Linked DNA regions of Homo sapiens: region 1 is linked to region 2. The links are chromatin contacts, found by Hi-C or POLR2A ChIA-PET in ENCODE. All regions are on one chromosome and are shown on one strand. Each heading gives the region's core, a stretch centred on a gene start or an enhancer-like site at or near the end of the contact. The rest is flanking DNA. Distances are from core to core; before and after follow the strand shown.

Region 1 (2,700 bases), core at 138-2,637, 550 kb before region 2:
TCTCGTAGAAAACGGCAGGACGCTGGAGCGAGAAGGGGAAGTCACATGCCACAGGAGAGCCGCTGGAGCAGACGCTTGAGGTCCCCAATAATCTGGTGCAAAGACAGATGCACTTCTGGACCAGGTAAAGGCCCCCTGAGGTGGGTGCCGCACACGCGGAGCTCAGCGGTGGGAAGCCAGGATGAGGACGCAGCAGCGGATGGGGAGAAGGCATAAGACGCAGGCTGGGAATTCACCATCTCTGATTCTCCCTGGAACCTGCTCCGACCCAAGGCAGGTTGTCCTGGCCCAGGTCAAGATGCCCTCCCCGCAGCTCCCCAGGCTATTTGTAGTCGAGCGGTCACTCGGCGGCAGGCTCCACAGCAGAGCGCCTCCTCCCCGCCCCACACCCCGCAGCCCTGGCTCCGGGAGGCGGCGGAGGGGGGAGGGGACTACAGCTCCCGGCATGCCCCGCGCCCGGCCTCCCCGGGGCCGAGGGAGGGGGCGCCGCGCGGCGAGTGGGGACCTCGCTGGGTCCCGGCGTCGGCAGGGGACCCCGGGAGGGCGCCGGAACCCTGTCGCGCCTGCGTCGCACAAAGGCCGAAGGGCCAGGAAAGCACTGTGGGGAGTCGCTCCCCGTCCTGGCCCGTGTTCCACCGCCCGGGTGGGCGAGCCCTGGCACCGCCACCAACGAGGCGGCCCGCGGCTGGCAGCTCCGCTGGGGCCGCGAGGTCGGGGGCGGCGTGGCGTGGGAGGCCCGGCCTGGCCCCGGGCTGCGGCTCGGGTGCCCGCGGCGGTCGCCTCGCCCCGCCCCTCTCCGCCGCCCCGCGCGCGCCGGGGTGGGCACTGCAATCCCGACCCCCTGCCCGGGCCCGGGCGCTGCCGGCTGGGGAGCCTGGGGCCTCGGCCCGCGCACCTAGGCCGCCCCCCTGCCGAGCGCATGGCCGGCCTCGGTGCCTTAAACGACGCAGCCCGGTCCGGGACGGCGATGCCACCGGCCCCCGGCGGGACGGCCGCGAGGCTGCAAAGGCGGCCGCCTCGACCCGTGCCCGGCCGCGGGCTCCGGGCGCGGCGGAAGGGCGGCCCGCGGGGCCCCGGGTTCCGACGCCTCCGCAGGCCCCGCCGCCCCTCACCTTCAGCACGCCTTCGTCCTGTTTGGGGCTGATGTCCACTCCCTCCATGGGCAGCGGCGCCGACTGCGCCCCGCTCTCGGTCGCCTTCATCTCCTCGGCTGTCATCTCCGCGCGGCGCGCCGTTTATCCGGGAGCTGGTGCCGGCGCGAGCGCACTCTGGGCCGCGGGCGGGGGCGCTACCTGCGGGGCGTGCGGGAGGCCGGGCGCGGCGGCACTGACTGCGGACCGCGAGGAGGCTTGAGCACCTCTGCACGCGGCGCGAGAGCTGGGGTAGGTGGGTCAGGAGCGGCTCGGGGAGCGATTGGTCCCGCCCCGCCGCGAGGGAGGGGCTGGGAGGAGCGGGAGCGCAGACAGAGGGGGCGGGGTGCAGAACTTTCTAGAGACGGCGGGACTGAGCCGGTTCGGGCTCAGTGCTGCGGGCGCTTCGGAATTTTTTTTTCTTTTTTTTTTTTTGGTTCTTGCCTCCTTCTGGCTGCCTGCCCCCTCCCCCTTCTCCTGGGACCCTCGGACTCGGGATCTCCCCGGCGGCCTCCCTTGGCCCTTCCTCCCTCCCTCCCATCCCCGCCCGCTTCCCTGTCTAACCGGATTCTTCCAGATTCTTCTCGATCGATCTCCCGACATCACTCCACCAGTCCGCTGCGCCTGCGGCGGGGTGTGGGGAGCGCAGGCTGCGGGATGGCAGTGGCGGCGCCCCCTCCCCGGGACCGGCCGTCACCACGGGCGGCGTGGCCTCTCTGCTATGACCCGCGTAGACCCTTCCCTACTTGGGGGAAAGAGGGCAAGGGCGTGCGCGGGGAGCGGGGAGTGAGTGGACAGCGCTGCCCCGCTGCAGAGAGCCGGGGAAAGCGACCTCGATTTCCCCAGATCCGAGAAGCCCCGGCCAGGCAGCGATGCCTCGCTCAGCGCCTGCAGATGCTGCGAGCAGCGGGGTTGGCAAGGCATGGCCCGCCCAGCTCGGAACTCAGATGGGGCACACACTCAGGGGACCCTTCCCGGCGGTAATAAAACTGCCGTTTCCGCGAATGCTTACAAAGATGGGTTCCCCTCACGAAAAAAGTCACTCGGTTTTCCTAAAGGCCCACAGAAGGAGTATTTTCTTCTCAATGTTTGCTTCCCGAGTGTTTTTCGACAGGCTGTGGAGCGCGCAGGTGCCGGTGTCACCTAAGCTATGGTCGTGGGACCTAGAGAGCCATCTAGAGAGGGGCCTGGTTTTGCTCAGCACCTAACCCCAGTTTAGCATAGTGCCTGGTGAGTGATGTCCCAATAGTTACTGGCTGCATGAATTTTCCTTTTTTAAATTTCTTTTTCCAAGTCTTGGCTGATTTTTTTTTCTTTTTTTTTTTTTTTTGAGACAGGGTCTTGCTCTGTCGCCCAGGCTGCAGTGCGGTGGTGCGATCTTGGCTCTCTGTAGCCGGGACTACAGGCGTCCGCCACCACGCCGACTAATTTTTGTATTTTTAGTAGAGACGGGGTTTCGCCATGTTGCCCAGGCTGGTCTCGAACATCTGGTCTCAAATGATCCGCCCGCCTCGGCCTCCCAAAGTTCTCGGATTACAGGCGTGAGCCACTGCGCCCAGCCTGAATTTTT
Region 2 (2,700 bases), core at 61-2,560:
GTGCTGGGAGGTGAACGGCCCAGGGTTGGAAATGTCTCTTCCTGGAGTGCTCAGTGCTGATGCTGGCCAGGTGGAGCACAGAAGACAAATGAACTCCGCAGATACTGACTGGGTGGGCTCTGTGAGGCACTGTCCATGCCTCAGGGAGATGGACTGATGCATCCTTGTCCTTGAGGAATCTAAAGAGAAGGCAAGGCAGGCCGGGTGCAGTGGCTCACGCCTGTAATCCCAGCACTCTGGGAGGCCGAGGCAGGTGGATCACGAGGTCAGGAGATCGAGACCATCCTGGCTAACACGGTGAAACCCCGTCTCCACTGAAAATACAAAAAATTAGCCAGGCGTGGTGGCGGGCGCCTGTAGTCTCAGCTACTCGAGAGACTGAGGCAGGAGAATGGTGTGAACCCGGGAGGCGGAGCTTGAGGCAGGAGAATCGCGTGAACCTGGGAGGCGGCGCTTGCAATGAGCCAGGATCGCGCCACTGCACTCCAGCCTGGGCAACAGAGTGAGACTCCATCTCAAAAAAAAAAAAAAAAGAGAGAAGGCAAGGCAGATGTCACTGATTCGGAGCCACCGGCCGAGTGAGCCCTAGACTAGATTTTAGGCCTGGCCTCACCTTGGACAGGTCACGTGAGTCCCCTGAATCCCAGGTGCAATAAACAGGGAACAATCATCACCTCTGTGTGCCCACTTCACAGAGCTAATGTGAGGGTTGGGGGTGACGAACTGCAGAGGAGTACCAGCAGGAATAACAGCAAACATTTACCTGGCATCTGCTCTGTGCCACACACTGTTTAAACCTTTTACAATCAGAGGGCAACAAACTTTTTCTGTAAAGGGTCAGGTAGTAAATATTTTAGGATTTTATTTTAGGATTTGTAGGACAGACAGTCTCTGTCACAATTACTCATCTCTGCTGCTGCTGCAGAGAAACAGTCACAGACAAGACATAAATGGATACGTGTGGCTATGTTCTGATACCATTTTATTTACAAAAGCAGATGGCAGGCCGGATGTGGCCTGTTCGCCAGTTCACCAACTCCTGCTTTGCATACTTCCCCTCACCATGACCCAGTGAAGTATACGTCACTTCATACTCACTTTACAGATGAGAAAAGTGAGGCCCAGTCACATGAATTAACTTGCTCAATGTCAGAGAGCTGTTAAGTGGCAGGCTTGGGATTTGAAGAAAGGCAGTCTGGCCCCAGAGTCCTTACCTCCTTACCTCTCTACTGACAGCCTATTCAGAACGCTAGAAATGAAACGTGACAACCACTACATCAAACTGAGGTGCCAGTCAAGCATGGCCATAATAATAGCCAACATTTCCTGAGGGCCTATTTTACGCCAGGCACGGTGCCAGGTGCTTCCCAGATGCAACCTTCATAGCAGCTCTGTGAGAACAGGACTATCGTGATGCTCATTGTACAGAGGGAGAAACAGAGGCTGAGGGTTACCATAACTTGCTCAAGGTCCCAGAGTCAGCAAGTATTAGAGCCATAATAGAACCTAAGTCCGTCACCGCCAAGGTTGGCATTGCCCCTCCACACCGTGAGGCCCTCTTGCCAGGAGGCAACATCCGCTCCTGTCTTTCGGTTACTTCTTTCCAGAGTAAAGGTAGACACTGTTCTCTTCGAGAGTTTATACCACTGCGGCTTTGAACACGGGAGCGTGATGCACTGCCTTGGGGATGATCACCCCCAGGAAGACAGGAAGGCTCACTTCTCTGCCCCAGTTGCAGCCATCGCCTCTCCAGCACCGACTCCTGTCTGTCCTGCACACCACTCAACACAGAGCATCTGCCAGTTTCTACAGCACTGCAGGCAGAACACTCACTTGCAGGCTGCTAACTAAAAATACTGGAAAATGGAGCCCAGTGAGGCGGCCTCGGTTCCTTCACAATGGAAAGGGATGATCCCGTGGGTCCTTGGCCCGGTGCAGAGAAATGTTCCCTGGAAGGACAGCACGGAGATTCCCAGCATCCAACTCTGGTTCCTGGACTCATCTCCTCCTCCCCTTAACTGGTCAGGAGCTGAGCATGAAAGAGACACTGCTCACTGGTTATATTTATAGAGCAGAGTCCAGCAGCCAGGAAGTGGACATTATGGGAATGTACAGTGTAAACACAGCATAGGAGAGGAGATTCTTAATTACTTTGCAATGGACATTTGAGCCAAACCTTCCTAGGTTAGCTAAGTTGTGTGTGGTGTTACTGTTTCTCCAATGAACACACACACACATATATACATAGAACTTAATTTTAAGTTAAAAAAAGTTTGAGTGGAAAAAGATGCCCACGATTCAGCTCAATTTTAGAAATAACTAATTATATTTGAGAATGGGAGAGAAGAGTTCTTTCTGGCTTACAAAGGTTCTCAGCCACCTGTCCCCCCTCTGCAGTGGCCACAGCACCTTTTCTCCTTTCCATGTACTGTTTCTTGCTTTGTTCCTAAAATTCAAGTTGTCTTCCCCTCCCTTGGAGAATAAAGAGAAAGGAGCAGGTGAGAACGAGACTAAGTGGAGGTGACAGAGAATGAAAAGAGGAAGCACAAAGAGGCTCGGCAAGAATCCAGAATTTTAGAAGGAAAAAGAACAAGTGATTAAAGACCTAGAAGGTTTCAGCAAAAGTTTCCTTTTGTCCCTTTGCAAAATCTTGCCATCGTCCATAGGGAACTGAGGAGGGACCAGGAAGTCTAGATTTCG

Evidence for each region. Hi-C counts contacts between places; a loop is a spot of excess contacts on that map. ChIA-PET counts read pairs that join two places held with the same protein, here RNA polymerase II (POLR2A). Pooled maps may share reads with other maps.
Region 1: a pooled map shows a loop between it and region 2 (4-fold over the local background). The contact joins the promoter of FKBP4 here to the enhancer-like site in region 2. A Hi-C loop is called at or near these places in 1 of 37 single-sample maps with no recorded cell type and 2 of 50 pooled maps. POLR2A ChIA-PET finds 5 or more read pairs at or near these places in 2 of 52 experiments (A549 and OCI-LY7).

What each region holds. Positions count from the first base shown.
Region 1 is chr12:2,793,657-2,796,356 of GRCh38, reverse strand. FKBP4 (FKBP prolyl isomerase 4) reads right to left here and starts at 1,387. Exons shown (of 10, transcript NM_002014.4): 1 at 1,113-1,387. The coding sequence starts at 1,217. The region is part of intron 2 of ITFG2-AS1 (ITFG2 antisense RNA 1); the gene reads left to right. RefSeq lists silencers at 339-748, 1,099-1,158, 1,189-1,568 and enhancers at 1,418-1,962, 1,963-2,508.
Region 2 is chr12:2,247,606-2,250,305 of GRCh38, reverse strand. All of the region lies in intron 3 of CACNA1C (calcium voltage-gated channel subunit alpha1 C), which reads right to left. Among named protein-coding and RNA genes, the nearest start is that of CACNA1C-IT3, 21 kb to the left of the region's middle. Within about 2 kb of position 1,310, at least 7 of the 41 ENCODE cell types and tissues checked have a DNase peak (open chromatin) inside an H3K27ac peak, as active enhancers do; they include OCI-LY7, where a contact is called at or near this core.